Regions from separate parts of the Homo sapiens genome. Here region 2 is linked to region 1. Evidence: read pairs that join two places in POLR2A ChIA-PET (ENCODE). Cell type or tissue: Panc1. All regions are shown on one strand. Links, peaks and the distances in the headings refer to the core of each region. The heading gives the core; the rest is flanking DNA.

Region 1 (15,879 bases), core at 5,006-7,505:
CCTCGGCCTCCCAAAGTGCTGGGATTACAGGCGTGAGCTACTGTGCCCGGCTTTTTTTTTTTAAACGAATCTCGCTCTGTTGCCCAGGCTGGAGAGCAGTGGCATGATCTCGGCTCACTGAAACCTCCAAGTCCTGGGTTCAAGCGATTCTCCTGCCTCAGCCCCCAGAGTAGCTGGGATTACAGGTACACGCCACCACTCCCAGCTAATTTTGTATTTTTAGTAGAGACAGGGTTTCGCCATGTTGGCCAGGCTGGTCTCAAACTCCTGACCTCAGGTGATCTGCCCTCCTTGGCCTCCCAATGTGCTGGAATTACAGGTGTGGGCCACCATGCCTGGCCCTCTGTGTATATTGAAGCCACCTGGTTCCATCTGTTTATCAATGACCTATATCTCCCTATTGCCCTTAGAAGTAAATCTAAGCTCCTCACCTATGTCCTTTTGCCAAGAGCACAAGTCTCAACATATGCCGTCCCCACTGCTGCCTCCTGCAGACTGAAGTTGTCTTCCCTACCATTCCCAGCTCCTTGCTGTTCTGAGGGTTTCCTTCCGAGGAATCCCCTTCCATCTCTCAGCCATATGGCAAAACCTCTATCCACTCTTTTTTTCTTTCTGAGACAGGGTCTTGCTCTGTCACCCAGGCTGGAGTGCAGTGGCACAATCTTGGTTCACTGCAGCCTTGACTTCCCAGGCTCAAGCCATCCTCCCACCTCAGCCTCCCCGGTAGCTGAGACCACAGGCAAGCACCACCAGACCTGGCTATTTTTTTTTTTTTTTTTGTATTTTTGGTAGAGAAGGGGTCTCATCATGTTGCCCAGGCTGGTCTCAAACTCCTGAGCTCAAGCAATCCGCTGACCTGAGCCTCCCGAAGTGCTGAGATTGCCGGCATCAGCCACCACACCGGGTTCTGTCCACTCTTGAGATTCAACTTACATGCTCCTTCCACCAGGAAGCCTTCCCTGAGCTCCCAAGCCTGCATCAGGGTCTAGCTAAATGCTTCCACCCTACCCTATACTGCCCCCCTTAGACCACACTGGTTTACAGGACAATACCACATACCAGTGCTTTTCAAAATGTGTCCTGGGGAGCTGGAACATCCCTGAGACTCATTTAGGAAGTCCACAAGGTCAAAGGCATTTTTATCGTAATACTAAGATATTTTCCTTTTTTTCATTCTTATTCTCTCATGAGTGTATAGAGTCTGGAGGCTTCACAGGAAGTAAGAACACGACTGAACACAGAAGCAGATATGAGACTGACTTTCTTCTGTTGAGTCAAACGTTAAATCTATTTTAAAAAATATAAACCAATACCATTATATAATTTTTTAATTTTGGAAACTAGTTATTTTTATTAAAGTAAGTTGCTTATGTAAATATACAATAAGCTGATTATTTTACTTAAATACATATTTTAGATTTTCTTCTCAGTTTGAATTGCAAATATGCAAAATATCGATAGACATAGCACAAATTTGAAAAGCTCTTTGGGGTCCCCTACAATTTTCTTTTTTTTTAATTTTATTTTTAGAGACAAGATCTTGCTCTGTTGCCCAAGCTGAAGTGCAGTGGGGTTATCATAGCTCATTGCAACCTTGAACTCCCAGGTTCAAGCAATCCTCCCATCTCAGCCTCCTGAGTAGCAAATACTACAGGTGAGCACCACCATGCCCAGCTAGTATTTTAATTTTTTTTTGTAAAGATGGAGTCTCAAACTCACGGCCTCAAATGATCCTCTCACCTCGGTCTCCCGAAGTGTTGGGACTACAAGTGTGAGCCACCAGCTCTCTACAGTTAAGTGTACGGAGGGATCCTGCATTCAAAGGTTTCAATGCTAATGCTGTATGTCACAGAGTTAGTAAGATTTACCTAATTCCTCTAATGACTATGTAGTGGTCCATTGCAGAGAGGTAATTTATGTGAACAATAAACTCATTTTAATTACGAATTTATTTATTTATTTATTATTCTTAATTTTTAATTTTTTTCTATTTTAAATTTTTTTCTATTTCTATAATAAATTGATTAATTTATTTGAGACGGAGTTTCACTTTTGTCACCCAGGCTAGAGTGCAATGGCACGATCTCTGCTCACTGCAACCTCCGCCTCCCAGGTTCAAGTGATTCTCTTGTCTCAGCTTCCCAAGTAGCTGGGATTACAGGCATGTGCTACCACGCCCGGCTGATTTTTTGTATTTTTAGTAGAGATGGGGTTTCACCATGTTGGCCAGGCTGGTCTCAAACCCCTGACCTCAGGTGATCTGCCCGCTTTGGCCTCCCAAAGTGCTGGGGTTACAGGAGTGAGGCACCGTGCCTGGCCCTGAAATGTAATACTCAGTCATGATTTAAAAGTTTCAGCATCAGAGAAGGGTATAAAGAAAGTAGCTTTTGGCTGGGCATGGTGACTCACGTCTGTAATCCCAGCACTTTGGGGGGCCAAGGCGGGTGGATCACTTGAGGTAAGGAGTTTGAGACCAGCCTGGCCAACCTAGTGAAATCCCATGACATAGTCTCTACTAAAAATACAAAATTAGCCGGGCGTGGTGGCACATGCCTCTGATCCCAGCTACTTGGGAGGCTGAGGCAGGAGAATTGCTTGAACCCCGGGAGGCAGAGGTTACAGTGAGCCGAGATTCAGCCTCAGCAACAAGAGTGAAACTCCGTCTCAAAAAAAAAAAAAAAAAAAAAAAAAGAAAAAGAAAAAGAGAAGAAAAAAGAAAGTAGCTTTCTCTTCACTCTTCTCAATTCCAGCCTCATTTCCCAGAGAGAGTGACTGTTCCCACTTTCTTCCTTTAGGACAGTGGCTCTCAACTGGAAGTCATGTTGCCCCCAGGTTGCATTTGGCAATGTCCAGAGATATTTTTGTTTTTGCTTTTTTTTGTTTGTTTGTTTTTTGTTTTGAGACGGAATCTTGCTCTGTCGCCCAGGCTGGAGTTCAGTGGCTCAGTCTCGGCTCACTGCAAACTCTGCCTCCCGGGTTCACGCCATTCTCCTGCCTCAGCCTCCCGAGTAGCTGGGACTACAGGCGCCCGCCACCACGCCCGGCTAATTTTTTGTATTTTTAGTAGAGACGGGGTATCACCATGTTATCCAGGATGGTCTCGATCTCCTGACCTCGTGATCCGCCTGCCTCGGCCTCCCAGAGTGCTGGGATTACAAGCGTGAGCCACCGCGCCCGGCTGTCCAGAGATATTTTTGGATGTCACAACTCAGGGCTGGGGGGAGTGAGGTGCTACGGGAACCTAGCAAGTTCTGGAATAGACCCTGAAATGTGCAGGAAGGCCACCCATGGCAAAGAATCATCTGGTCTCCGATGTGACTGGTGCGACAGTGATTGAGAAAGCCTGTGCCAGACTTTTATCTAGAAATCAATAAATAGAAATATCTTTATGAAGATATTTCTTTTGCGGCTGGGCGCAGTGGCTTACGCCTGTAATCCCAGCACTTTGGGAGGCCAAATCAGGTGGATCATGAGGTCAGGAGTTCGAGAACAGCCTGACCAACATGGTGAAACCCTGTCTCTACTAAAAATACAAAAAAAATTAGCTGGGGGTGGTGGCGGGCACCTGTAACCCCAGCTACTCGGGAGGCTGTGGCAGAAGAATCATTTGAACCCGGGAGGCGGAGGTTGCAGTGAGCCAAGATCACGCCATTGCACTCCAGCCTGGGCAACAGGGCAAGACTCCGTCTAAAAAAAAAAAAAAAAAAAAAAAATATATATATATATATATATATATATATATATATATATATATATATATATTTCTTTTTTTCTTTTTTACCTTTATTTTTATGGACACAAATGAGTTTTTCCTAAATTGATTCATAAGCTGTGATTCTTTTTTTAATTTTTATTTTGAGACAGGGTCTTTCTCTGTCGCTTGGGCTGGATGGAGTGCAGTGGCATGACCTTGGCTCACTGCAGCCTCAACCTCCTGAGCTCAAGGCATCCTCCCACCTCAGCTTCCTGAGGAGCTAGGACTACACTCCTGGTTCATTTTTTAAGAATTATTTTTTGGCCTGGCATGGTGGCTCATCCCTGTAATCCTAGCACTTTGGGAGGCCAAGGCGGGTGGATCACCTGAGGTCAGGAGTTCAAGACCAGCCTGGCCAACATGGTGAAACCCCCATCTCTACTAAAAATACAAAAAATTAGCCGGATGTGGTGGCGGACGCCTGTAATCCCAGCTACTCAGGAAACTGAGGCAGGAGATTCACTTGAACCTGGGAGGTGGAGGTTGCAGTGAGCCAAGATCGCGCTACTGTACTCCAGCCTGGGCAATAAAAGCAAAACTCCATCTCAAAAAAATATATATATTTTTTGTAGAGTCGGGGGCCTCCCTATGTTGCCCAGGCTGGGCTCAAGCAATCCTCCCGCCTCAGCTTCCCGAAGTGCTGGGATTACAGGCATGAGCCACGGCGCTCTGCCAGCTGTGATAATCTGCAGGAGATTAGGGACCTCTTGGAGAGTCAGATAAAAGCTACGGACCCCCAGGAAAAAAATACTTATACTCACAATATTCTGTACATAATATCAGGGGCTTCAGTGACATCCCATTAGCTCTGGCAGAATGCCTTGGATGTGTGATTTCGAATCACAGTCTCAACAAGAGAGAGATCACTAACGGTATCCCTCTTCCCCTTCTACAGATGAGAGAATGAGAGAAGGAAGCTGCAGTGAGAATCAAGCTTTGGATCCGGGTTCCTTGGGGAGGCAAAGAAGAGCCGGAGTTGGAACTCCAGCCACCTGGCTCCCCAGCGTTGGAATATTTCCACTTCACCCTGAATGAGGACGTTTAAGAAACGCTGATCGACGCTTCCTGGTACAGCAGGAAGACATGCCACCACCACCCTGTTCCTCTTGAGGAAACACAAAGGCCCCAGCTGTTGTTGATGAGAAACACTCGCGCACCTGGGAAAAACCACACACTCAGGATGTGAGGCAGGGAGAAGGGTTGGATAGGGACAAGAGGTTGGAACTGGCTGCGTAGAGGGTGGAGACCCTAGAATATGTATCCACTCATTCCCTGACTCATTCATTTTCTCATTCATTCGTTCATTCATTCATTCATTTGTTCATCATCCCTGGACCCGAGGGCTCCTGTCCATCAGGGCTGAGCTGGGATCTAGGGGACACGGAAGTAAATCAGACCCGTGCCTGTCCTTGAACAGCTCCGGCACCAGTGCGGAGAAGACCGACCCACATGTCAATCACAATATAGCCTTGCTGTGGCTTTAAGGAGCCAGTGCAGGCCTGGTGGGAGCACTGATGTAGACCCTGATGGAGGCTTGGGAGGTCAGGGAAGGCTTCCTGGAGGAAGGAGCGTGTAAGTTGAATCTCAAGAGTGGATAGTGCCAGGTGCAGTGGCTCTGTAATCCCAGCATTTTGGGAGGCTGAGGTGGGCGGATCGCTTGAGCTCAGGAGTTTGAGACCAGCCTGGGCAACATGACGAGACCCCCTTCTCTACCAAAAATACAAAAAAAAAAAAAAAAAAAAAAATAGCCGGGTGTGGTGGTGCTTGCCTGTGGTCTCAGCTACTGGGGAGGAAGAAGTGGGAGGATGGCTTGAGCCTGGGAAGTCAAGGCTGCAGTGAACCAAGATTCCACCACTGCACTCCAGCCTGGGTGACAGAGCAAGACCCTGTCTCAGAAAGAAAAAAAGAGTGGATAGAGGGTTTGCCATATGGCTGAGATGGAAGGGGATTCCACGGAAGAAAACCACCCAGGAAACCCTCAGAACAGGAAGGAGCTGGGAATGGTAGGGAAGACACCTTCAGTCTGCAGGAGGCAGCAATGGGGGCGGCATACGATGAGACTTGTGCTCTTGGCAAAAGGACATAGGTGAGGAGCTTAGATTTACTCCTAAGGGCAATAGGGAGACATAGGAGAATTTTATTTTATTTTATTTTTTATTTTTTATTTTTTTGAGATGGAGTCTTGCTCTGTCGCCCAGGCTGGAGTGCAGTGGCGTGATCTTGGCTCACTGCAAGCTCCGCCTCCCGGGTTCACACAATTCTTCTGCCTCAGCCTCCCGAGTAGCTGGGACTACAGGCGCCCGCCACCTCGCCCGGCTATTTTTTTTTGAATTTTTTAGTAGAGACGGGGGTTCATCGTGTTAGCCAGGATGGTCTCGATCTCCTGACCTCGTGATCCGCCTGCCTCAGCCTCCCAAAGTGCTGGGATTACAGGCATGAGCCACCGCGCCCGGCCGAGAATTTTATGTTATTATTATTTTTTGGGAGACGGAGTCTTGCTGTTGCCCAGGCTGGAATATAGTGGCACAGTCTTGGCTCACTGCAACCTCCGCCTCCCAGGTTTAAGTGATTCTTCTGCCTTAGCCTCCCAGGGAGCTGGGATTACAGGTGTGCGGCAGCACACCTGTATTTTTAGTAGAGACAGGGTTTCACTATGTTGGCCAGGCTGGTCTCGAACCCCTGGCCTCAAGTGATCCGCCTGCCTTGGCCTCCCAAAGTGCTGGGATTACAGGCGTGAGCCACTGCGCCTGGTGAGCTCTGGGTCTCACAAGGCTGAAGTTAAGATGCCGGCTGGCTGTGTCCTCTGCTGGGGATTTGGCTAGGGAGAGAACTACTTCCAACCTCCCACAGGTTGAGCAGAATTCATTTCCTTGTAGTTGTTTGGCTGAGGTCTCTGTTTTCTAGTTAGCAGTTGCCACTCACTCTCAGGTCTTTGCCATGACAAGACAGTTTGCTTCCTCAGGGTTCTCAGCAACTCCTTTGCTTTGGTTATTTCTGACGTCTTGATCCTTTCCTAAGAGATCACCTGATTAGGCCAGGCCCACCTGGGATAATTTCTTTTCTTTTCTTTCTTTTTTTTTTTGAGACGGAGTCTCACTGTTGCCCAGGTTGGAGTGCAGTGGCGCGATCTCGGCTCACTGCAGGCTCCGCACCCCCGGGGTTCATGCCATTCTCCTGCCTCAGCCTCCCGAGTAGCTGGGACTTCAGGCACCCGCTACCTTGCCTGGCTAATTTTTTGTATTTTTAGTAGAGACGGGGTTTCACCGTGTTAGCCAGGTTGGTCTCAATCTCCTGACCTCGTGATCCGCCCACCTCAGCCTCCCAAAGTGCTGGGATTACAGACGTAAGCCACTGCGCCCAGCCGGATAATTTCTTTTTTAATGAAGTCAACTGATTAGGGACCTTAATTATATTTACAAAATCCCATACCTTGCCATATAATGTCACATAATCATGGGGACTGCATCACCTCCTAGTGACAGCTCTTGTCCACACCCAAGGGAAGGAGATTCTCTTGGGTGTGTACACCAGGCGGTGGGAATCTTGGAGGTTATTTTAAAATTCTGCCTATCACAGTTGGAAGTGAGGACCGAGGACCTTCTCAAGGGAAGGGATTAGCAAACCTATCTCTAAGTCTGCAGGCTCTAGGTCTCTGGGTCAAGCCCAGCAGAGGCCTTGGCTAATGTGAAATGAATATGTGAGCAAATGTAGAAATGAGATCTTATAAAAGTCTACAACCTGCTTCTTCTGTGACACCCCTTCTGAAGGGGCCTTCCATGAGCTGAAGGAGTGATCAGTGGGTTCAATACTCCCATCCATCTATCTTTCTTTCTTTCTTTCTTTCTTTTTTTTTTGAGACAGAGTCTCACTCTGTCGCCCAGGCTGGAGTGCAGTGGCATGATCTCAGCTCACTGCAAGCTCCACCTCCTGGGTTCACGCCATTCTCCTGCCTCAGCCTCCCGAGTAGCTGGGACTTCAGGCGCCTGCCACCACGCCCGGCTAATTTTTTTTATTTTTTATTTTTAATAGAGACGGGGTTTCACCGTGTTAGTCGGGATGGTCTCGATCTCCTGACCTCGTGATCTGCCCGCCTTGGCCTCCCAAAGTGCTGGGTTTACAGGCATGAGCCACTGCGCCCGGCTTTTTTTTTTTTTGAGACAGAGTTTCACTCTTGTTGTCCAGGCTGGAGTACAGTGGCACGATCTTGGCTCACTGCAACTTCCACCTCCCAGGTTCAAGCGATTCTCCTGCCTCAGCCTCCCAAGTAGCTGGGATTACAGGCGTGCACCACCATGCCTAGCTAATTTTTGTATTTTTAGTAGAGACGGGGTTTCACCATGTTGGCCAGCCTGGTCTCGAAATCACGACCTCAGGTGATCTGCCCGCCTCGGCCTCCCAAAGTGCTGGGATTACAGGCGTGGACCACCACACCTGGTAATACTCCCATCTTTCAAAATGAAGTGAAGAGATGCTATCTCATTCCTTAAACTCATTCTACAAGTTCACTGCCAGGTATGTGCCCAAGAGATATGAAAACATATGTCTACACAAAAATGTGCACACAAATGTTCACAGCAGCATTATTTGTAATAACCAAAATGTGGAAGAAACTCAAATGTTCATTGATACATGAATGAATAAATAAAATGTGGTATCTCCCGCTATACCATGGAATGTTATTCTGCCATAAAATGGAATGAAGCACTGGCTCATGCTACAACATGGATGAACCTTAAAGACATTACTTACTTAGCCTGAAAGCAGCCAGACACAAAGAACCATACGTTGTATGATTCAATTTCTATGAAATGTCTAGAATGGGAAAATCTATACCGACAGAAAGTACATTAGTGATTGCCTAGGGCTGGAGTGGGTGCTTAGATTGGGGGTGATGGCTAAGGAGTACACAGTATCTCCTTGGACTAATGAAAATATTCTAAAAGTGATCTGAAGTTGATGATTGCACAGCTCTGTACAATTAAAAGCCGTTGAATTGTACACTTTAAGTGGGTGAATTGCATGATATGTGAATTCGATCTCAATAAAGCTGTGAAAAAAAGAGATATACTCTTTAGTTGTTGAAATAAATCATGATGTAATCATGCATCACTTAGTGTCACAAAATTACCAATAGAAGAACTAACACTTGAGGAAGAAGGGAAGGAAAAGTGAGGGCTGCATGAATTGATTTGTTATCTATTAGAGAAAAAATATCTATAAATAATGTATAATTTTGATTCCAAAAGAAAATCATTATTTAGGGATGTCAAGGCAAGTAAGAGAAGAAATAGCTAAGAATATTAATAGACGGCCGGGTGTGGTGGCTCATGCCTGTAATCCCAGCACTTTGGGAGGCCGAGGCAGGCAGATCAAGAGGTCAGGAGATCAACACCATCCTGGCCAACATGGTGAAACCCCATCTCTACTAAAAATGTAAAAATTAGCTGGGCATGTTGCTGCATGTCTGTAATCCCAGCTACTCGGGAGGCTGAGGCACAAGAATGGCCTGAACTCGGCAGGCAGAAGTTGCAGTGAGCCGAGATTGCGCCATTGCACTCCAGCCTGGCGACAGAGTGAGACTCCGTCTCAAGTAACAAGAACAAAAGCAAAAACAAGAATGTTAATAGACTTTTCCAATAAGGAAAAGGACTTGAGGTGGAACAGGCTAAATTATTTTTATTGTAGTCCCTTGTGTACCATTTGATTTTTTTTCTTTTCTTTTTTTAAACCATGAGCCTATATTGATTGGACTAGGAAATATATTTTCATTTAAAATAAAATAAAGAGGTTTCCCCCAGTTGCTAGTTCGTATAATTTAATAGTTCTCAACAGGGGCGATTTTGTTCCCCAAGGGACATTGAGCAATGTTTGGAGACATTTTTGGTTGTCCCCAAATGCTATTTTTAGGGTGCTATTTGGAGGTGCTATTGGCATCTAGTGGATAGAGGCGAGGAGTACTGCTCAGCATTCTACAATGCACAGGACAGCCTCCACCACACAAAATTATCCAGCCCAAATGTTGAGAACGTTGAGATTGGGAAACCCTGGCTTTAAAAAATTATCTTCATAGTCGTTCTCACCAGTGCAGTTGTATCAGCACAGGCTCTGGAATTTGATGTCCTGATGAATGTCCTCCAATACAACTGACCTCTCAACCTCAGTTTTCACATCTTTAAAGTGGAGGCTGCTAACAGAACCCACTTCTTTTGAAGATGGAACCAATACCCTCAGGCTCCTTGGAGTCTGTAATATTAAATGCCCAGTTTGTTTTTATTTTTATTTTTTTCGAGACGGAGTTTCACTCTTGTTGTCCAGGCTGGAGTGCAACGGTTCGATCTCAGCTCACTGCAGCCTCCACCTCCCTGGTTCCAGTGACTCTCCTGCCTCAGCCTCCCAAGTAGCTGGGATTACAAGCATGCACCACCATGCCCGGCTAATTTTGTATTTTTAGTAGAGACGGGGTTTCACCATGTTGGTCAGGCTGGTCTCAAACTCCTGACCTCAGGTGATCCGCCCGCCTCGGCCTCCCAAATTGCTAGGGTTACAGGCATGAGACACTGCACCCAGCCTAAATGTCCAGTTTATATTGGTTATCATCATTGTTTGCTGATGTATCTCCCCCCGCATCCCCCAGCAAAAGAGCAGAAAATAATCAACTTTCCTCAAACGAATGAATTCCAGACCCCTTCCCTTGGGGGCTGTGTTTCTTAGCTTCTAAACCAGGAGTGTTGGAATGCATGTCTAAACTTTCTCCCATGGGGCGGGGTGAGAATTAAGTGAAACGACCTAAAGAAATTTCAGTAGAAATGTGAGATGCTGGGGACTGAAAGATATCGCCCCTCCAAAGGAAGGAACCAGCAGGAGCAAACACTAGGTAAATAGATTTAGGGAACACAGGTTATTCCTGTTTCTGCCAGCCCCCAGGAGGGAGCAGTAAAGGTGTGCTGGGTTAAATGACTATGAATTTCACCTATTGTTGGCCGCCCTCCACCCCCATAACCCCTATTGTCTCAGAGCCTCAGGTTACTCATGGTTAATGTAGGAACATTGGTGCCCACACGGCAAAGATTCTGTAGGACTTCTGTAAGACAGCGAAGCATGCCAACAGCCTTCAATCAGCCATGGCTACTAGTTCTTAGTTTCTGATAACATTTTTACGAGGATCGGGTCTTGAGTAAACGGCTTGCCTAGAGCCACGTGCAATCCCACTTCCCATCCGCGTTCTCACTTGGTTGGAGGCAGCTTCTGTGCCCTTTATAACCAAGAGCAACTGAGTATAGAGGAGAAGAAGTGTTTTGTCCAAGGTCACACGAAGCCTTGGGAGCATCCGTGAAATTTGGACCCAAGACCGAACTTTCAGACTCTGATCTCAGACTTTCCACCTCCGATTGTTCCACTTCCCCAACCTACTAGCTAGTTCTAGAACGGACAGATCCATGCTTCTCAAAACTGTTGCATAGACCCCTACCCAGTCCCAGACAAGTTTCTTTAAGACATATTTGCACCCAAGCTTTTGGCATTCTACTCTCCTTCCCAGCCCCAGCCCCATCTCGGGGGCATCTAACTCTACCCCTTCTTCCCCATCAGGTTTGAACTAGGGGAGGGGAGGGGGATGAGAAGAGAAAAGAAAAAATTGTTGGTGAAAGTCAAAAGGCTTGTTAACGTGGTAAGTTCAATATTGTTTTATCTGGGGTGGTGGGGGGGGAATCTTTGCCCTCGCCACTTGGAGGAGGAGCGGTGGGAAGACCCCGGGAAGTTGCGCTTTCCCTTGGATTTTGGGAAAGGGGAGCATTCCTGGGGTCCTTTTGAAAAGGCCCTCCCCTCATTTCCGGCCGCCGCTGCCAGCCTTGGCTGGGCGCCTGGATCCTGTTGCTATGACGACAGGAAGAGGCGGTGGCGGCGGCAAGCGATGCTGAAGAGAGATGGAGGCTAGTGGGGGTGGGGGTGGTGGCATTGGAATGGGGGAGGGGGCAGGGATCCGGGGCTGGGGACGCGGGAGGGGGCGGGGGCAGGGGTATCCTTCATCTCTGACCTCCTCGGGGCTTCTCAGCCTCACCCCTCTCCCGTTATTTTTTCTGGGCTTCCTTCGGGTGCATCCCCAGTCTCTGTGTCTGCCTCTGTTTCTCTGGATCTCTCTCTCTTCCTGTCTCAGTCCCTCTCCGTCTGTCTCTCTCTGGGTCTCCCTCTTTTCCTGCACTTGCCTTTCTTTCCCCAGGTACCTTCTGCCATCCAGGCCCTTCTACCCTCCATTTCTTTCATTTACTATCTTGCTCCCCCGCTCCCTCTCCGCATCTTCTTCTCTCTTTAAAGCTTCCTTCTCTCTAGCAAGACCTTGCCCCCATCCCCAATTTCTCTCCCTACCCGCTCTCCATTTCATTCCCTCTCCCCCCTCTCTCCCCCATCCTCTCAGTCTCTCTCTTTCTGTCTGTCTCTCCCCATCTGTCCCTCCTCCCTCCTCTCTGGATGACTCTCTCCCTCTCTCTTCTTTCCTTCTGTTTCCCAGATCCTGACCCCCCCCACACACACACTTACCCCAGCCCTCCCCCACCCCCTCCCCCCCAGCCCCTGCGTTTCTCTCTTTGAGTCTCTGTCCCTGTCCCCTTCTCTCTCTGGATATTTCTCTGTGTGTATCTCTCCAACTTCCTTCTGCTTCCAGCCGCTGCCTCCCCCAAATTTCTCCCTCCCCCATTTCTGTTTCGCGGTCTCTGGGTCTCTCTCTTTCCGTTTCTCCTCGTCTCTCTCTGTCTCTCTCCCTCCCTCTCTGGATCTCTCTCTTCTCCTCCGGCTTCCTTCTGCCACTCGACCCTGCCCCCCTCTTTCCCTTCCCCCATCCATCTCCTCTCCGAGGCTCCCCATCCCTCAGCAGCTCCCCTCCCCCTCCCTCCCTACTCCCTCCCTCTCGTCCTCCAGCTCCGCACTTTACCCAGCGACACGAGAACCAAATTGTCTCCTCACCTTTTTTTTTTAATATATATATCCCGACCCTCACTCCCTTGGGGCCCAGGCTCAGAGCTGCCCCCCAGCCCCAGCCTGACCTCAGCACCCCCATTCCCCATACGCCTCCTCATCTCCACTCCCCGAACCAGGTCGGACGCCTGGGTCCCTCACTGCTGGGGGAGGGGGAAGCAGCGAGAATTGGGAGCCAAAAGGTTTTTCTGGGGGGGGTGCCAACAGGGGGGGCTCGACGTCCCCTCCTCCGTGCATCGGAGAGTTGACCTATCATTAACAGAGGTGAGACAGATCTTTTTATTAATCGGAGGTGGGTGGAGGTAGAATTAATGTTCTGTGATCCCCCCCCCCGAATTCTGGAGAAAAGAGCTGGTCCCCTTCCTAAGGAGAAAGGAGAGTGACCCCCTCATATCCGGAAGCTTTAGAATTGGGGGTCCCCAGCTCTCTTCTCCCTGGCAGCTGCTGAACGATGGACTAAGAGTCCCTAAAACCAGATTGTGCCCCAAATTGACAAAATGAAAAGATCTTCGAATCTTTTTTTTTTTTTTTGGACGGAAGGAGAATTTCCCTCCTTTCCCTCCTCTTCCCTTCCCCTCTTATCCCAGGTTGTTAGGGGCCTGGGGTCACAGGCTTACCCCACTGAGAGCAGATATCTGTTAAGACAGGGTAGGTGGCCCTGCTGGTGGTGAGGGGCACCAATTCGGGGAGAAGAGGCCAAGAGATCAAGAAGAGAGGAAACTCAGCATGCGGACAGAAAAGAGAGGAAGGGGCCGGCGCCCAGGCCGGGAGGCTGGGGGTTGCCCTGTCCAGCGGGCTGCTGAACTGTGGCCTGAGGAAGGGCTGTGTGTGGGCAGACGGGAGTTGAGGTGGGGGAGGGAACACAACGTGTGGGGCACTAGGCCCAGTTGCCATGGAGACACCCCCCATAGACAACCTTTTTCCACAGCCCCTCCTCGGAGCAGCCCCAGTCTGAGGCCAGCTGATGGGGGGCAGTGGAGACGGGCAAGCAATCAGGAGGCCAAGGTCACCCTGTACTGGGACCTAGGTTCTGGTTTTTGTTTTGTTTTTTTTTAATCCCCTCTTCGTCTAAGGTTTCCAGGCTCTTAACTATAGTGGGTTTGGGGGAAGAAGTTGAAGAAGCAGTGTGGAAGCAAGTAAGGAGTACATCCCCCAGAGGACAGTTGGGGTGGGGGAGACAGGCAGGGCTGGGGGCATGGTGGTCGGGGGAGAATGTGGAAGAGAGAAATGAAGGAGCCACGGGGCAGCGGGTGCAGGCTGGGAAAGTATTCCTAATTGAAAAGAGAGTTGTAGTCTTGCGGATCACATTTTTCAGAGGGACACAGTCTACTGGGGGGGCTCTTTCTGCATGTGGAAGAAGATGAGGGGCTACAGTGTGTGTTCCTGTACAGGTGAAGTCGTAGAGGGGAGTACTGGGGGGCGTTCCCAAGAAGGGAAGCCTGTGGGGGCCTGCGGAGGGGATTTTCCGGGGCAGAGGAGAACCTGGGAGCTATAGCGGTGGAGCAAGAGGAAGTGAGTCAAGGGAATTCTATATGATGAGAGAGAAGTTGGGGAGGATGCTTCCTGGTACATTGAAGAGAGAGTGGGCTTCAAAGTGAGTTAGGGGGATCTCAAGTTGGGGGAAACAGTGTGCTGAAGATCCCGTGTGATGATGAAGGGCTACGAGGAGGGGATTTGGAGGCAGTGGGAGCTGCTGTGAGTGCAGAGGGGCGGGTGGGTGGTACAGTGTGCCCCCTGCTATGGGAGTACAGGGCAGAGATTGGAATGGTCCTGAGTGGAGAGACATTTGGGGTCTGGAGGAAGCCATTCTTGCGAGTAGAAAATGCCGTGGAACTCACGGAGGAAATTTTTCTTAATGGAGGAGAAAACGATGGTTATGATATGAGTTCGTTTAAGTTGTGGGGGGGGGGGTGGCGGGGTGGGAAGATTCAGAAAACTCTTCTAAAGCAAAAGAGAGGGTGGGGGTTTTCCTGGAGTAAAGGCATAGTATGGGGTGGGGAGTGAGTGGCTTGTGGGGAGACAGTGGGGGCTGTGACAGGGAATGGGCTGGAGATGGCGGGGGGGGGGCAGCTTGCAAACCAGTGGGTCTGATGTTGGGTGCATTAGAATTCCCCAGGGAGCTTTTAAAAACTTACATGCGCAGGCCACACTGCAGACCAACCATGTCGGACTTTCTCAGGTGGGACTCAAACATCCGAATTTTTAAGGTCCTCGGGTGATTTCCAGGTGTGTTGGAGGCTGCCCGAGGCAGGAAGGGGGCTTCCAGGGAGAGGAGGCTGACTGAGGGTGGCTGGTGATTCCGAGTTGCACAAACTGTGAGGGTCAGCTGGGATTTTCTTTTTCTTTTTCTTCTTCTTTTAATTTTTCCTTTTTAGTTGAAGAGAGGTTGAGAGATTTATTTTTTCCTAAGGAGAGGAAACTGTGGGGGACCATTTGGAGTGATGGAATGACAAAAGCCAGACCGGAGGGGGCTCGCGGAGGTTACTCCCACGGAAGTGGTGCTACTCGGGCTTCTTAAGTTGTGGAGACGCTCAGGGAAAAGTTGGGCTGACAGGGAAGGGTTCTAGCGGGTGGAGAGGTGGGGCTTGCAGGGGAAGAGTGGGGAGAGCTGGTGGGCGCCGCATGGTGATGGGGCGGGGGTCGCTAAGGAAGGAAGAACGCGACGGGGGCTCCTGGGGAGGAGGCGGCGGCGTGGGGCTTGGCATCATGGCGGGGGGTGGCTTCCCATGCGATGAGGATCGTGGAGCCCCCTGGGGCGGAGGCGGCGCGGGCTAGGGGCGAGGGCTGTGAGTGTGAGCGGTGGTGGGGACTCCTCCGAGTGGGGTTAGTGGGATGGTGGGACGACTTTCTTGGGCAGAAGACAGGAGTGGAGAGAGATTTCATCTTATTTATTAATTATTAGCGGTGGTGGGGACTCCTCCGAGTGGGGTTAGTGGGATGGTGGGACGACTTTCTTGGGCAGAAGACAGGAGTGGAGAGAGATTTCATCTTATTTATTAATTATTAGCGGTGGTGGGGACTCCTCCGAGTGGGGTTAGTGGGATGGTGGGACGACTTTCTTGGGCAGAAGACAGGAGTGGAGAGAGATTTCATCTTATTTATTAATTATTAGCGGTGGTGGGGACTCCTCCGAGTGGGGTTAGTGGGATGGTGGGATG
Region 2 (15,879 bases), core at 6,470-8,969, 67 kb after region 1:
ACTGTGTTCTCCCTGCTCGGGGGCCCATGTTTTTTTACACGCCTGCCTCCTGTCCCCTTATCCTTTCTCCCTCTGTAAATACGTTTTTCTCTGTGGCTGTATGTGGGTTGCTTGGGGGTGGGATGGGAAGAGGCTCTTTGCAAACGAGGGTCCCCAGAGAAGACTGGCGGGGACCTGATGGGGTAGCTGGGGTGTGGGGTTGGGGGATGAGGTCAGGGGGTCTTGGGTGGGAGTTGGGGGCCCCTTCATTTCCCAGGTCTGGATCGATTCACTTGCCGGGAGAGACTTTTTACAACTCATCTGCAGCTCCGGGTGCGGTTGGGGGAGATAGCGAAGGGTCTGGCCTCGCTGTGATCTGATTTGGGATTAAAGGTTTGGAAATTTAACAACTTTGCTTTGGAGTCTATTTGTGATGTGATCGTGCATTCTGGGGTAAAGAAAAGTGACCCCATATTCCCTCCAGAAACATACCCTCCAGAAACACTTTTAAGCCCAGAAGTCACATGAAAACGAACCCATACACAATGGTTGAGAGTGTGGAAAACACAATATATTTTTTATTTTTATTTTTATTTTGAGACGGAGTCTTGCTCTGTCTCCCAGGCTGGAGTGTAGTGCTGCAATCTTGGCTCACCGCAACCTCCGCCTCCTGGGCTCAAGTGATTCTCCTGCCTCAGCCTCGCAAGTAGCTGCGTTTACAGGCACGAGCCACCATGCCCAGCTAATTTTTGTATTTTTTTTTTTTTTTTAGAAGAGACGGGGTTTTACCATGTTAACCAGGCTGGTCTCGAACTCCTGATCTCAAGTGATCCACCTGTCTCAGCCTCCCAAAGTGCTGGGATTACAGGCGTGAGCCACCGTACCCCACCCAGATTTCCCCTTTACACATGACTCCTGTCATACGTGATTAGGATTTACCCCCAATGACCTTATTTTAACTTGATTATCTCTGTAAAGACCGTATCTCCAAATGAGGTCACATTCTTAGGTACTGGGGGTTAGGGTCCAACATATATATATATATATACATTTTGTAGGGGAGAACATTCAACCATTAACAGTGTATATATTCTAAATTGTGTTTTCTGGTCGGGTGTGGCGGCTCACGCCTGTAATCCCAGCACTTTGGGATGCCAAGGCGGGTGGATCACCTGAGGTCAGGAGTTCAAGACCAGCCTGGCCAACACGGTGAACCCCCGTCTCTACTAAAAATACAAAAATTAGCTGGGTGTGGTGGCAGGCACCTGTAATCCCAGCTACTCGGGAGGCTGAGTCAGGAGAATTGCTTGAACCTGGGAGTTGGAGGTTGCAGTGAGCCGGGATCTCGCCACTGCACTCCAGCCTGGGTGACAGAGCAAGACTCCGTCTCAAAAAAAAAAAAAAAAAAAAAAAAAATCAAAAAGGTGGGGGGAAGGGGGATTGGTTCAGGAAAGCCTTCCGAAGAAGATGACGAACTTGAGTCTTCAAGGTGAGTAAGAATCAGAGAAAGTGGAGAACGTCACGGGCGTTCCAGCTGGGTGGGAGAGCCTGGACAGAAACAAGAGGAAAAACATGATGAACCTGTGAGTGAGGAAATGTGAACGCTGGTGTTCAGAGTGAGACACAGGAAACGTGAGAGGGTTGGGGTGGGCTGTCTTATGAACAAGGTGGAGAGACTCAGATGCTCAACAGAACAGCTTGGCCTTTACCCTGAGGGTACTGAGGAGCCATGGGAGCTTGCTGAGCAGAGACACACTGGCATCAGGTCAAGGGGTTGAAACAAGGTTTCTTATTCTTGAAGTCACTAAATTGCAGACCCGGAAGACAGACTAGTGGTTGCCAGGTGTTAAGAAAAGGGTGAGTCTTGGCCCCACGCGACGGCTCATGCCTGTAACTCCAGCACCTTGGGAGGTCGAGGCGGGTGGATCACCTGAGGTCAGGAGTTCGAGATCTGCCTGGCCAACATGGTGAAACCCTGTCTCTACTAAAAACAAACAAACAAACAAAACAAATCAACAACAACAAAACATACAAAAATTAGCTGGGTGTGGTGGCTCACATCTGTAATCCCAGCACCTTCGGAAATGCCTGTTCTAATTTAGGTCCATGGGCACAGGCCCTAGGGTAGAGCCCTTGCCAGAGACCCTGCCCTTCTCTACCCAGCAGTTCTCTGCCCCCCTCCCATATCAAAATGCTTTTTCTGCATCTATTGAGATGATCATGTGATTTTATTTTTATTTTTATTTTGCAGTCTCACTCTGTCGCCCAGGCTGGAGGGCAGTGGTGCGATCTCGGCTCACGGCAACCTCCGCCTCCCGGGTTCAAGCAATTCTTGTGCCTCAGCCACCCCAGTACCTGGGATTACAGGTGTGCGCCACCAGACCCAGCTAATTTTTGTATTTTTAGCACAGATGGGGTGTCACCACGTTGGCCTGGCTGGTCTTGAACGCCTGACCTCAAGTGATCGTCCCACCTCCGCCTCCCAAAGTGCTGGGGTTACAGGCGTGAGCCACCGCGCCCAGCTGACCATGCGATTTTTGTTTCTAATTCTGCATTCTTCCATTCAACAAGCAGAAGTGCCCCGCAGTGCCTGGGCACCTGGGAGCCAGGCTGGTGTGAAAGCCCAGCTCCCCGACCTATGGCTGGGGCAACAGCTTCACCTCTCTCTGTCTTCGTTCCTTCATCCCTAAAGACGGTGCGTGAGCTCAATCCTGTACCTACTCCCAGGAGTCACCGTCGGGAGTAAACGCCATCATGAGCCCTGCAAAGCTCCCAGGAGACCGCCTGGCACGTGGTCGCAACTCGATCTGCCTTTGCTGTTAGTTTTTCTCAAGTGGCACTTACAGAGTAAACAGGGACCCCCGACGACGAGCTGACAGCCTGCTGATGGAAACAGATACTAATCACATCACTGAAGTAATGAGCGTGCAATTATAAACCAAGTTAAGTGCTAGGAGACAAGAGAGTCCACAATTTTTTTTTTGTTGTTTGACTTTGTGCCCAGCCAGGTCAGGGAAGCCTCAAGAGACATCTGCCATGGGGGTGGCGGAGATAGTTGGTCTTGGGGGAATGGCCCTTCCTTCCTTCCTTCCTTCCTTCCTTCCTTCCTTCCTTCCTTCCTTCCTTCCTTCCTTCCTTCTTTTCTTTCTTCCTCTTTCTTTCTTTCTTCTCTCTCTCTCTCTCTTTCTTTCTTTCCTTCTTTCTTTTTCTTTTTTTTTTTTTGAGCCGAAGTCTCGCTCTGTCACCCAGGCTGGAGCTCGGTGGTGCAATCTCGGCTCACTGCAAGCTCCACCTCCCAGGTTCACGCCATTCTCCTGCCTCAGCCTCCCGAGTAGCTGGGACTACAGGCGCCCGCCACCAAGCCTGGCTAATTTTTTTGTATTTTTTTTTAGTACAGACGGGGTTTCACCTTGTTAGCCAGGATGGTCTCGATCTCCTGACCTCATGATCCACCCGCCTCAGTCTCCCAAACTGCTGGAATTACAGGCGCGAGCCACTGCGTCTGGCCTCTCTCTCTTCCTCCCTCCCTCCCTTCCTTTCTTCCTTTTTCTTTCTTTCTTTCTTTTTTCTTCTTTCTTTCTTTCTTTGTTTCTTTCTCTTTCTCTTTCTCTCTTTCTCTCTCTCTTTCTTTCTTTCTCTCTTTCTTTCTTTCTTTTCAAGATGGAGTCTCACTCTGTCCCCCAGGCTGGAGTGCAATGGCACAATCATGGCTCACTGCAGCCTCGACTTTCCAGGTTCAAGCGATTCTCGTGCTTCAGTCCCCCAAATCCCTGGGACTACAGGCACACACAGCCACAGCCAGCTAAGTTTTTGTATTTTTTGTAGAGATGGGGATCTCCCACTGTTGCCTACATTGGTCTTGCACTTCTGGTCTCAAGTGACCCACTCGCCCTGGCCTCCCAAAATGCTGGGATTACAGGCATGAGCTACCGTGCCTGGCCACTCTTCATTAAAAAAAAGATAAATAAATAGAGATGGGGTCTCACTGTGTTGCCCAGGCTGGTCTCAAACACCAAGGCTCGTATGATTCTCCTGCCTCGGCCTCCCAGGTACATGAACCACCGCACCTGGTGGGAATGGCTCTTTGTCCAGTGGGGTCATCATTCTGAAAACTCTTTCTTACCCGGGGTCAGGGCAGGGAAGGTTCAAAGCCAGAGACTCAAGAGAAAAGGGAGATGGCAATTTTCCCCCAAACCCTCCCTGACCACACTCCGAGTGGTTCCCCCACGGCCAGTTCAGGCTTCAGCTCTGGGTGGGGAGAGACTGGAGGGAGGGGAAGGCAGAGATATAACATAGATTGATCAGAAGTGGGAGAAGGAATTACAGACCTCACAAAGACAAATGACTGGAATCACATCATCCTATGAAACAATGTATTGTTGGGGCTCAGAAAACAATACCCCCGAAGTAAGGATGACGTTTGTCAGGTGGAGCATTTGAACTAAAGGAGATTAGAAGGTCTCAGAGGCGGCCGGGCCATCATCTCTACAAAAAATACAAAATAACTAGCTGGGTATGGTGGTAAGTGTCTGTAGTCCCAGTTACTGAGGAGGCTGAGGCAGGAGAATCACTTGAACCCAGGAGATGGAGTTTCAGTGAGCCGAGATCATGCCACTGCACTCCAGCCTGGGTGACAGAGTGAGACCCTGTCTCAAAATAAAATAAAATAAATAAAATAAAATAAAATAAATTAGCTGCTGCTGCTGCTGATGCACAGTGCTATGTATGAGTGTTCCAACAGTAGCTATTTTAATTAAATTAATTTTTTTGAGACAGGGTCTCTCTCTTTCACCCAGGCTGGAGTGCCGTGGCGTGATCACAGCTCACTGCAGCCTTGACCTCCCAGGCTCAAGTGATCCTCCCACCTCAGCCTGCTGAATAGCCGGAACTGCAGGTGCATGCCACCACACCAGGCCAATTTAAATTTTTTTTTTAAAGAGATGAGATTTCACCATGTTGCCCAAGCTGGTCTTGAACTCCTGAGCTCAAGCGATCTGCCCACCTCAACCTCCCGAAGTGCTGCAATTACAGACATGAGCCATCGCGTCCAGCCTATTTTAATTTTATAACCTCTCATGAAATCTCTCCTTCCTCAATTTCTCTTCTGAGGGTTCTGACTTTAGCCGGAATTGGAAAGAGGCCCAATGCTTCATGAAGGATGACAGCTGGAGAAGTACTAGAAGGTTGCCTGGCAACAGTGGTGTTAGGGCAGAAAGGAGCAAGTCCCTGGGTGGTTTCCTAGCAGAAGGAATGTGGGCAGGGCTGAGCCTAGGAAGCAAGATAGGAGATGACAAGGGTGCCCAGATCATCAACTTCTGAAGAATTTCTCATCCCTGCACCCCAGAGCCTCTGGACACAGCCCATCTCTCATCTCTCTCTCTCTCTCTCTCTCTGTCTCTCTCTTTTTCTCCCCTCCCTTCTCATCTTTTCCTCGTCTTTTTTCCCTTTCCCTCTCATCCCTCCCTCCTCCTCCTTTTACTTCTTTCTTCCTTTTCTTCTTCCTCTTCCTCCTTCTCCTATTACTATTACTACTGATAATAACAATAGCTAACATTTGTTAAATGCCTCATCTGAGAGATTTTCTTTCGGGGTGATTAAAAGTTTCTGATGCTAGGCCAGGTGCTGGGGCTCACACCTTTAATCCCAGCACTTTGGGAGGCCAAGTTAGGCAGATCGCTTGAGCTCAGGAGTTCAAGAACAGCCTGGGCAACATGGTGAAAGCCAGTTCCCTATAAAAAAAAAATACAAAAATTAGCCAGGCATGGCGGTGCATGCCTGCGGTCCCAGCTACTCGGGAGGCTGAGGTGGGAAGATCACTTGAGCCCAGAAGGTCAAGGCTGCAGTGAGCTGTGATTGCACCCTTGCAATCCAGCCTGGAAGACAGAGTGAGACCCTGTCTTGAAAAAAAAGAAAAAAAAAAAAGGCCAGGCGCGGTGGTTCACGCCTGTAATCCCAGCACTTTGGGAGGCTGAGGTGGGCAGATCATGAGGTCAGGAGATCGAGACCATCCTGGCTAACATGGTGAAACCCCGTCTCTACTTAAAAAAAGTACAAAAAATTAGCTGGGCGTGGTGATGGGCACCTGTAGTCCCAGCTGCTCGGGAGGCTGAGGCAGGAGAATGGCACGAACCCAGGAGGTGGAGGTTGCAGTGAGCCAAGATCACACCACTTCACTCCAGTCTGGGCAACAGTGCAAGACTCCGTCTCAAAAAAAAAAAAAATTTTTTTTCCTGACACTAGATAGTGGCAATGCTTGCACAACATTTTGGAGGTACTTATGTACTTAGTATCAGTAAGTATAGTACATTTTTTAAATAGTTAGAATGGTAAAATCTTGCTTTAAGTAACGGTAAGATTTTACCACAAAAATAAAGTCCAGGCATGGGTAAAGAATAGTTTACGACCACTATGAAATAAAGAGAAGTGAGCATGAGGAGGTTCTGAAATGGGTATCACTCCCTGATAAGAAGCTAGAAGGAGGCCAGGCGCGGTGGCTCACGCCTGTAGCCCCAGCACTTTGGGAGGCTGAGGTGGGCAGATCACGAGGTCAGGAGTTCAAGACCAGCCTGGCCAATATGGTGAAACCCCATCTCTGCTAAAAATACAAAAATTAGCTGGGCATGGTGGTAGGTGCCTGTAATTTCAGCTACTCGGAAGGCTGAGGCAGGAGAATCGCTTGAACCTTGGAGGCGGAGGTTGCCTCCAAGATCACGCCACTGCACTCCAGCCTGGGCAACAGAGCGAGACTCCGTCTCCAAAAAAAAAAAAAAACAAGGAAGATAGAAGGGGAGAAGGGAGTTGTTGAGCTGTTGCCTCACCCTTGAGCATGGTCTGGACAGGACACAATGTGTGGAGCTGCCCCGGGTCATGGGTGACCAGGAGGCAACAGGCCAAACATTGAAGACATGAGTGGTAAAACAGAAAGGGCTTGGTTCTTAGCAACATGCATGAGTTTTTGCACAAAATCTTCCTGTTAGGCAAGGTAACTAAATATCTTTTTTGTTTAGGTAATCAGTTCTTCAAAACTGAGCCCATGTTGATAAGTTACTCCACCAAAGGGTGGAGTACAGTAAAGAAATGAGGCTTGTGGTTACAGATGAAGCAATGTCTTTGAGAAAAGCCCTTCTTTGCCACAATCACTTTTTTTTTTTCTTTTGAGACAGGGTCTCTCTCTGTCGCCCAGGTTGGAGTGCAGTGGCGTGATCTTGGCTCACTGCAACCCCTTTCCCCCTGGTTCAAGCGATTCTCCTGCCTCAGCCTCCTGAGTAGCTGTGATTACAGGCACCCACCACCACGCCCAGCTAATTTTTGTATTTTTAGTAAAGACGGGGTTTTGCCATGTTGGCCAGGCTGGTCTTGAACTCCTGACCTCAGGTGACCCGCCCGCCTCGGCCTCCCAAAGTGCTGGATTAGGCCTATAAAAGCCATTTTAACTGCGGTGAGAGGATATATGTGTCATGTAGTTTAGCCAGGCATCGTGGTGCACACCTGTAGTCCCAGCTACTCAGGAGGCTGAGGTGGGGGGATGACTTGAGCCTGGAGGCTGCAGTGAGCCATGATCGTGTCCCTGCATTCCAGCCTGGGCAACAGACCCTGCCTCAAAAAAAATACATAAAATAAAAATTAAACTGAAATAGGGTTGCCAGATTCAATGTAGGATGCCCAGTTGATTTCAAAACTCAGATAAACAACAAATAAAATGTTTAAGTCTAAGTACAGCCCCCAAACTGCATGAGATATACTTACATTCAAAATTTTTTTGTTTATCTAAAACTTTAAATTTAACTGGGCATCCTGTATTTTAATGTCCCAAGTCTAGCAATTCTATTTTAAAAGAATCCCTCTGTCTGCTACGTTGAGAGCAGATGGTCAAGGCGGGAAATGAAGGTAGAAGCAGGGAGATGGTTTAGGACGCTATTGTGATCAGGTGAGAAGGGCTGAGTCAGACCAGAGGGTGCCAGCAAGGCTGAAGACCCACCCTGTTCCCAGCCCCGCCCCTCCTGCTGCCCTTAACTGATGTGACACAATCCTTGTGAGGTCTGTGGACAGAGCGGGGGAACTGCACGGAATCTGACAATATCAACCTAAAAATTATTCACTGCCTACTCATTTCCCGTGCAAGGACAAACAAGAGTGCTGAAATGCGAGGCTTGCAAAGCCACAAGATAGGGAGGGCTTAATCATTTGCTTGCCTGCCTTATCAGTGTTACGAAGGCATTTTCCACCTTCCACTTCCTTTTCCGTTTGGACAAAAATTCAAACTTCTAGGCCAGGCGCGGTGGCTCACCCCTATTATCCCAGCACTTTGGGAGGCCGAGGCGGGTGGATCACTTGGGGTCAGCAGTTCGAGACCAGCCTGGCCAACATGGTGAAACCCCGTCTCTATTAAAAATACAAAAATTAGCTGGGCCTGGTGGTGCATGGCTGTAATCACAGCTATCTGGAGGCTGAGGCTGGAGAATCGCTTGAACCCAGGAGGCGGGGGTTGCAGTGAGCTGAGATTATGCTACCGCACTCTAGCCTGGGCAATAGAGTGAGACTCAGTCTCAAACAAAACAAAACAAAACAAACAAAAAAAACCACACGCACACACACACACTCAAACTTCTTTTATTTTTTGAGACAGATTTTCGCTCTTGTTGCCCAGCCTGGAATGCAATGGCACGAGCTTGGCTCACTGCACCCCCCCTCTCAGGTTCAAGCGATTCTGCTGCCTCAGCCTCCCAAGTAACTGGGATTACAGGCATGCGCCACCACGCCCGGCTAACTTTGTATTTTTAGTAGAGATGAGGTTTCTCTATGTTGGTCAGGCTGGTCTCCTGCCTCGGCCTCCCAAAGTGCTGGGATGACAGGCATGAGCCACTGGGCCCAGCTACATTCAAACTTCTTTTTTTTTTTTTGAGACGGAGTCTCGCTCTGTCGCCCAAGCTGGAGTGCAGTGGTGCGATCTCAGCTCACTGCAAGCTCCGCCTCCCGGGTTCACGCCATTCTCCTGCCTCAGCCTCCCAAGTAGCTGGGACTACAGGCGTCCACCACCACACCTGGCTAATTTTTTGTATTTTTGGTAGAGACGGGGTTTCACCGTGTTAGCCAGGATGGTCTTGATTTCCTGACCTCGTGATCTGCCCCGCCTTGGCCTCCCAAAGTGCTGGGGTAACAGGCGTGAGCCACTGCACCCGGCCCCACATTCAAACTTCTTATCACAACTTGCAAAGTTCTGCATGATCCGGGCTTAGCACCTCCCTTCTCCTGCTGTGCTCTAGCCGGCTCACTTTGCCTCAGCCACGCTGGCCTGTGTCCATTCTTGGAACTAGTACTGGCCAGGCTTGCTCCTGCCCCAGGGCCTTTGCCTGCGCTGTGCCTTCTGCCTGAAGTGTCATTCTCTTTGCATTTCTCATGGCTGGATACTTACACTGTTTTTAATTCTCAGCTTCAACATATTTTCATCCAAGTCTTCCCTTACCCACTTTGCAAAGGAAAGACCCACCTCCCATACACTCATTGTGTTATAGTGCATCCCTCTTGATTTCTAGCATGTCTCTTGTTACAATCTACAGTTTGTTGTTTTTTTCTTTCAGATGGAGTCTTGCTCTGTCGCCCAGGCTGGAGTGCAGTGGTGTGACCTCAACTCACTGCAACCTCTGCCTCCCGGGTTCAAGTGATTCTCGTGCCTCAGCCTCCCAAGTAGCTGGGACTACACGCGTCCACCACCACGCCCAGCTAATTTTTGTATTTTTAGTGGAGATGGGGTTTCACCATGTTGGTCAGGCTGGTCTGGAAGTCCTGACCTCATGATCCGCCAGCCTCGGTCTCCCAAAGTGCTGGGATTGCAGGCATGAGCCGCCGCACCCAGCCAACAGTAACAGTCTTTTCAAAATGCCTGGTCCATAGTACGTGCTCGACAAATATTTGTGAAATCACTGGATACATAAGACAGTTCCAGGGAAGGGGAGTAGCTTGCTCAGAACAGGGAAGCTGCCCAGGAGTCTTTCCCCTGATTCTCAGACCACGATCCCGTGCTCAGCTCCTCGCGGATTCAAGGCTGATGAAGGCAAGGGCCACACTGTCACCCACTCTTTGAAAGCCCCAAACCAGAAGTCATTCCGGGGTGGCTGTTCAAGGTTCTTCACTGATCAGGTCTCTTGGTAACAAGTGTTGGCCTCCCACAGGTACATGTCAGCATCTCCTTCCTTTCAGAGGCTGAATGCTTGTCCATTTATGTAGATCCCACACTTTCTTTACACATTCATTCATTGATGGCACTTACATTGCTTCCATTTCTTGGTTTTTGTGAATAATGCTGTTAAGAACATCAACGTATAAATTATCTCTTCCGGCCGAGCGTGGTGGCTCACGCCTGTAATCCCAGTACTTCGGGAGGCCAAGGAGGGTGGATCACTTGGGCCCAGGAGTTCAAGACTAGCCTAGGCAACATGGTGAAACCCTGTCTCTACAAAAGTAAAATAAAATAAAATTAAAATTAAAAGTAGCTGGGCTTGGTGGTGCATGCCTGTAGTCCCAACTATTCAGGAGGCTGAAGTGAGAAGGTCGCTCGAGCCCAGGAGGTCGAGGCTGCAATAAGTAAGCCAAGATCACACTACTGTATTACTCACCAGGCAACAGAGAGAGAGACCCTGTCTCAAAAATAAATACACAGATAGGCTGGGGGCAGTGACTCATGCCTGTAATCCTTGGCTTGGGAAGCCGAGGAGGGTGGATCACCTGAGGTCAGGAGTTCAAGACCACCCGGGTCAACATGGCAAAACCCCATCTCTACTAAAAATACAAAAATTAGCTGGGCATGGTGTTAGGTGCCTGTAGTCCCAGCTACTCGGGAGACTGAGGCAGCAGAATCACTTAAACCCAGGAGGCAGAGGTTGCAGTGAGCTGAGATCGCACCACTGCATTCCAGCCTGGCTGACAGAGTGAGACTCCGTCTCAAAAAATACATACATACATACATACATATCTCTTCAAGATCCTGCTTGGAATTCTTTTGGGTATCTCCCCAGAAATGGAATTGCTGGATCCCATGGTAATTCTATTTTATGAGTTAGAACTTGATGGCCTGAATTTTTGTGGTGTCAGCTGCAGACTCACAGTGAGGGAAGCCCAGGAGGGGATGGGCTTTAAGAGGATGATGCTGCAACAGAGGGGCTTTAGTTAACACGGATGTGCTGTGTTCTTGAGCCTTCCTAAGAGAGTAGATTGTAAGTGTTCTTACCACACACACAAAAATGATAAATGTGAGGCAATGCACATGTAAATTAGCTCAATTTAGCCTTTTCACAACGTATACTATTTCAGCACATCATGTTGTACACCATAAGTACATACAATTTTTATTTGCCCTAAAAAATAAATCAGTAATGCTTAAAAAAATTAAATTTCATATTGTAGGGGGGGAAACAGTGCATGATGTTGCAATGTACTGCGTTTCATTTCCTGAAGCGTCAGCGAAAGACCAGCCCTGGGGTAGAAGACCGGAGCGGAGGGAGCGTGGCCTCCCCAGCTCCCCACTTCCTTCTCAAGCTGCAGGCTGAACTAGGGTCTCTGGAACTGGGCTAAGGCGCCCCCGTGTCTGCAGCCTCTCTGCGGGGCTTCATGGACTCCAGCAAAAGGCTTGAGGCTGGAAACGAGGGTATGAGCGTGCGGAGAGGTAGGGTGAGGTTGGGTTTCTGCAAGGAAATAATAATCACCGTGCTTAACTGATGTACTAGGCACCAGGCTGAAGGCCCCATCAGCTGGCGAGGCTGGGAGAGAAATTGACATCCCCTCTTGCTGCCCCGCCGTTGGCTGGAAACAGTCATGAGCCGCCACCTAGCGGCGAAAATGACAGCAACAACTTGGACCTAGAGCTGGGGCCACGGAACGAAAGGCGTCATCCCTTTAAATTAGGACAATTGCCCTCTCTCAGGGCAGCTTCTCTGTTCTGGTTACCTGCTGACTTACACCCAGTCACCCCAAACTTCGTGGCAAAAAACAACTGCTATTTATCCATCCATCCTTCCTTCCTTCCTTCCTTCCTTCTTTCCTTCCTTCCTTCCTTCCTTCCTTCCTTTTATGAGGCAGAGTCTCGCTCTGTCGTCCAGGCTGGAGTGCAGTGGTGCGATCTTGGCTCACTGCAGCCTCCATCTCCCGGGTTCAAGCGGGATTCCCCTGCCTCAGCCTCCCTGCTAGCTGGGATTACAGGTACGAGCCACCACGCCCAGCTAATTTTTGTATTTTTAGTAGAGACGGGGTTTCACCACGTTGGCCAGGCTGGTCTTGAATTCCTGACCTTAGGTGACCCGCCTGCCTCAGCCTCCCAAAGTGCTGGGATTACAGGTGTGAGCCACCACGCCCGGCTATAGTTTATTTATACTCGTAGATTCTAGCAGTCAAGAATTTGGACAGAGTACAGCAAGGGTGGTTTTATCTGCAGCCTCAGCTGCAAAGACTGGAATGGAGGGTGCCGGAATTATCTGGAAGATCTGGGAGCGTCTTCACTCATACGTCCGGTGTCTGGGCTGGATGACTCCACGGTTGTGCGCAGCTGGAGGACAGCTGACCCGAGTGCCCACACGTGGCCTCTCTGTGTGACTTGGGCTTCCTCACAGCATGGTGGTCTCAGGACAGGCAGACTTCCTGCATGACGTTTGGTTCAGCAAACAAGGCAGAAGGTGAATCACCTTTTATGATCTAGACTCAGAAGTTGCCTCTAGGCTGGAGTGCAGTGGTGTAATTATAGCTCACTGCAGCCTTGACCTCCTGGACTCAAGAGATCCTCCTGCCTCAGCCTCCCAAATAGTTGGAACTACAGGCATATGCCACCATGCCTGGATAATTTTTAGTTTATTTGTTAAATGTAGAGACGGTGTCTATTCTGACTCTATCAGCCGAAGCAGTCAGGGACTCACCAATATTTCAGAGCAAGGAGCTATAGACTGCACCTGTAGAAGGGAGAATGTCAGCTGGGCGCGGTGGCTCATGCCTGTAATCCCAGCACTTTGGGAGGCCGAGGCAGGTGGATTACCTGAGGTCAGGAGTTTGAGACCAGCCTGGCTAACATGGTGAAACCCCGTTTCTACTAAAAATACACACACACACACACACACACACACACACACACACACACACACACACAAAATTAGCCAGGCATGGTGGCGGGTGCCTGTAATCCCAGCTACTCTGGAGGCTGAGGCAGGAGAATTGCCTGAACCTGGGAGGTGGAGGTTGCAGTGAGCTGAGATCGTGCCATTGCACTCTAGCTTGGACAACAAGAGCGAAACTCCATCTCAAAAAAAAAAAAAAAAAAAGAAGAGAGAATGTCTAACAACTTGCAGCTGTGTTTTAAAACTGGATGTTCTCCCTGAGGACTTGAATATAAAGCTTTGTCAGTTGCTTGGTGTGGTGAAGCAATGAGAGTGTTTTTTTCGGGGGAGGAGGTGTCAGATAGATCAAGAATTTATAATTAGCATAAGAAATGTACTTCTTAACAAAGCCAGCCTGGGCAACATAGTGAGATTCCCATCTCTACAAAAAAAAAAAAAAAAAAATTAGCCCAGTGTGGTGGTGCACACCTGTGGCCCCAGCTACTTGGGAGGCTGAGGCAGGAGGATTGCTTGAGCCTGGGAGGTCAAGGCTGCAGTGAGCTATGATTGTGCCACTGCACTCCAGTCTGTGTGACAGTGCAAGACCCTGTCTCAAAAAATAAAAAGAAAAAAAAAGAAACATACTAAAAAAGGACACATATTAGCAATATGAAACAAGAACAATTTTCCATAAAGCAAGAGGCTTATGGAAATAAAAAGTATAAAAATACATGATGGTAAAAAATATATAACATTATCCTCTAACAGAATAGGCAGTAGGGTGGGTGCCGTGGCTCACGCCTGTAATCCCAGCACTTTGAGAGGCTGAGGTGGGATGATCACTTGAGACCAGGAGTTCGAGACCAGTCTGGGCAACATGGTGAGACCGTGTCTCTTTAAAAAAAAAAAAAAAAAAGGCAGAATTGATACAGCTGAAGAAAAATGAACAAGTAAGAAAATGTGGTGGAGGAACTTCTCCAGGAAGCTGATATAATTATATTAAGATCAGAAAAAATAAGAGAAAAGTCATCGTACGATATAAGGGACAGGTGTTTCTCAAAATCCAAAATCTTCTCTGCTAAGAGAATCCTGATTTTGTTTTTGTTTTTGTTTCTTGAGATGCAGTCTTGCTCTGTCGCCCAGGCTAGAGTGCAGTGGTGCAATCTCAGCTCACTGCAAACTCCACCTCCCAGATTCAAGTGATTCTCCTGCCTCAGCCTCCCCAGTAGCTGGATTACAGGTGCTCGCCACCACACCCAGCTAATTTTTGAATTTTTAGTAGAGACGGGGTTTCACCATGTTGGTCAGGCTGGTCTCAAACTCCTGACCTCGTGATTCGCCCACCTCAGCCTCCCAAAGTGCTGGGATTACAGGCCTGAGCCACCGCACCCAGCCGAGAACCCTGATTTTGTTCAGGTGTCAGTTGGCCACCCTTGTTCCTTGGAGACTTGGCCCTTTTCTAGTTTCAGGCATGAATCTTGATTAGTCTAAGGCTTAGTGACGTGCTGGTTGTGAAAGTGTGGTCCCTGAACCAGCAGCGTCAGCATCACCTGGGAGCTCGTCAGAAAGGCAAATTCTTGAGCCCCACCCCAGACCTACTGAATCAGTCAGAAACTCTGAAGGTGAGCTTTTCCTTTCTCCTCCTCTCCAACCTATGGTTTGACAAGTCCTCCAGGTGATTCTGATGCACACTGAAGTTTAAACACCTTTAGCCCAGTTAGGTAAACTCACGCCCACTGCTAGTGGTTATTTAAGGAAGGGGCTGGATGCAATTGTGTTTCTTGAGATGTGAGTGGAAATCTCGTGGGAGGCTTCCTCATGTTGGAGAGGGCCGCGTTGGAAGGGCCTTTCTATGCCCTTCGTCTGCTTTTTATCTCATCCTTTCCAAAAAATTAACTTTTTATTTATTTATTTGAGACAGAGTCTTGCTCTTGTCGCCCAGGCTGGAGTGCAGTGGCGCGATCTCGGCTCACTGCAACCTCCACCTCCTGGGTTCAAGCAATTCTCCTGCCTCAGCCTCCCGAGTAGCTGGGGCTACAGGCACCTGCTACTATGCCCAGCTAATTTTTGTATTTTCCGTAGAGACAGGGCTTCACCATGTTGGCCAGGCTGGTCTCAAACTCCTGACCTCAAGTGATCTGCCCACCTCAGCCTCCCAAAGTGCTGGCATTACAGGAGCGAGCCACCTCACCTGGCTTAACTTTTTATTTTAAAATAGTTCTGGAGGCCAGGTGTGGCAGCTCACGCCTATAATCCCAGCACTTTGGGAGTCTGAGGCAGAAGGATCTCTTGAGCCCAGGTGTTCAAGACCAGCCTGGGCAACATGGCAAAATCCCATCTCTACAAAAAAGTTTTTAAAAATTAGCATTTGCCTGTGCGTCCAGCTTCTCAGGAAGCTGAGGCGGGAGGATCACTTGAGCTTAGGAGGTCAAGGCTGCAGTGAGACACCATACTGGGATTACAGGCGTGAGACACCACTCCAGGTCTGGGTTCTCTTTTTTTTTTTTTTTTTTTTTGAGACAGAGTCTCACTCTTTCGCCCAGGCTGCAATGAAGTGGCACCATCTTGGCTCACAGCAACCTCCACCCCGCAGATTCAAGCGATTCTCCTGCCTCAGCCTCCTGAGCAGCTGGGATTACAGGCGCCCGCCACCAAGCCTGGCTAATTTTTATATTTTAGAGATGCCCAGGCTGGAGTACAGTGGTGCGATCTCAGCTCAACACAACCTCCACCTCCCGGATTCAAGTGATTCTCCTGCCTCAGCCTCCCCATTAGCTGAGATTACAGGCATGCACCACCACGCCCGGCTAATTTTGTATTTTTAGTA

The links. ChIA-PET counts read pairs that join two places held together with the same protein. Peaks named below come from ENCODE experiments on the same cell type or tissue, not always from the same donor. Only the 100,000 strongest peaks of a DNase experiment are listed, where the experiment ranks them.
Region 2: POLR2A ChIA-PET joins it to region 1 with 8 read pairs; 5 of 35 experiments call an interaction of 5 or more read pairs at or near these places.

What each region holds. Positions count from the first base shown.
Region 1 is chr19:53,946,843-53,962,721 of GRCh38, forward strand. No RefSeq gene overlaps it. Among named protein-coding and RNA genes, the nearest start is that of CACNG8, 8.2 kb to the right of the region's middle. RefSeq lists enhancers at 10,480-11,014, 13,225-14,125, 14,936-15,456. In Panc1, for the core only: no CTCF peak of the experiment used is centred there; no DNase peak of the experiment used is centred there.
Region 2 is chr19:54,012,281-54,028,159 of GRCh38, forward strand. CACNG6 (calcium voltage-gated channel auxiliary subunit gamma 6) reads left to right here. Exons shown (of 4, transcript NM_145814.2): 4 at 1-386. Among named protein-coding and RNA genes, the nearest start is that of CACNG6, 29 kb to the left of the region's middle. RefSeq lists an enhancer at 7,875-8,169 and a silencer at 10,509-10,712. In Panc1, for the core only: no CTCF peak of the experiment used is centred there; a DNase peak (open chromatin) is centred at 8,031; H3K4me3 peaks cover 273 bases; H3K27ac peaks cover 2,500 bases.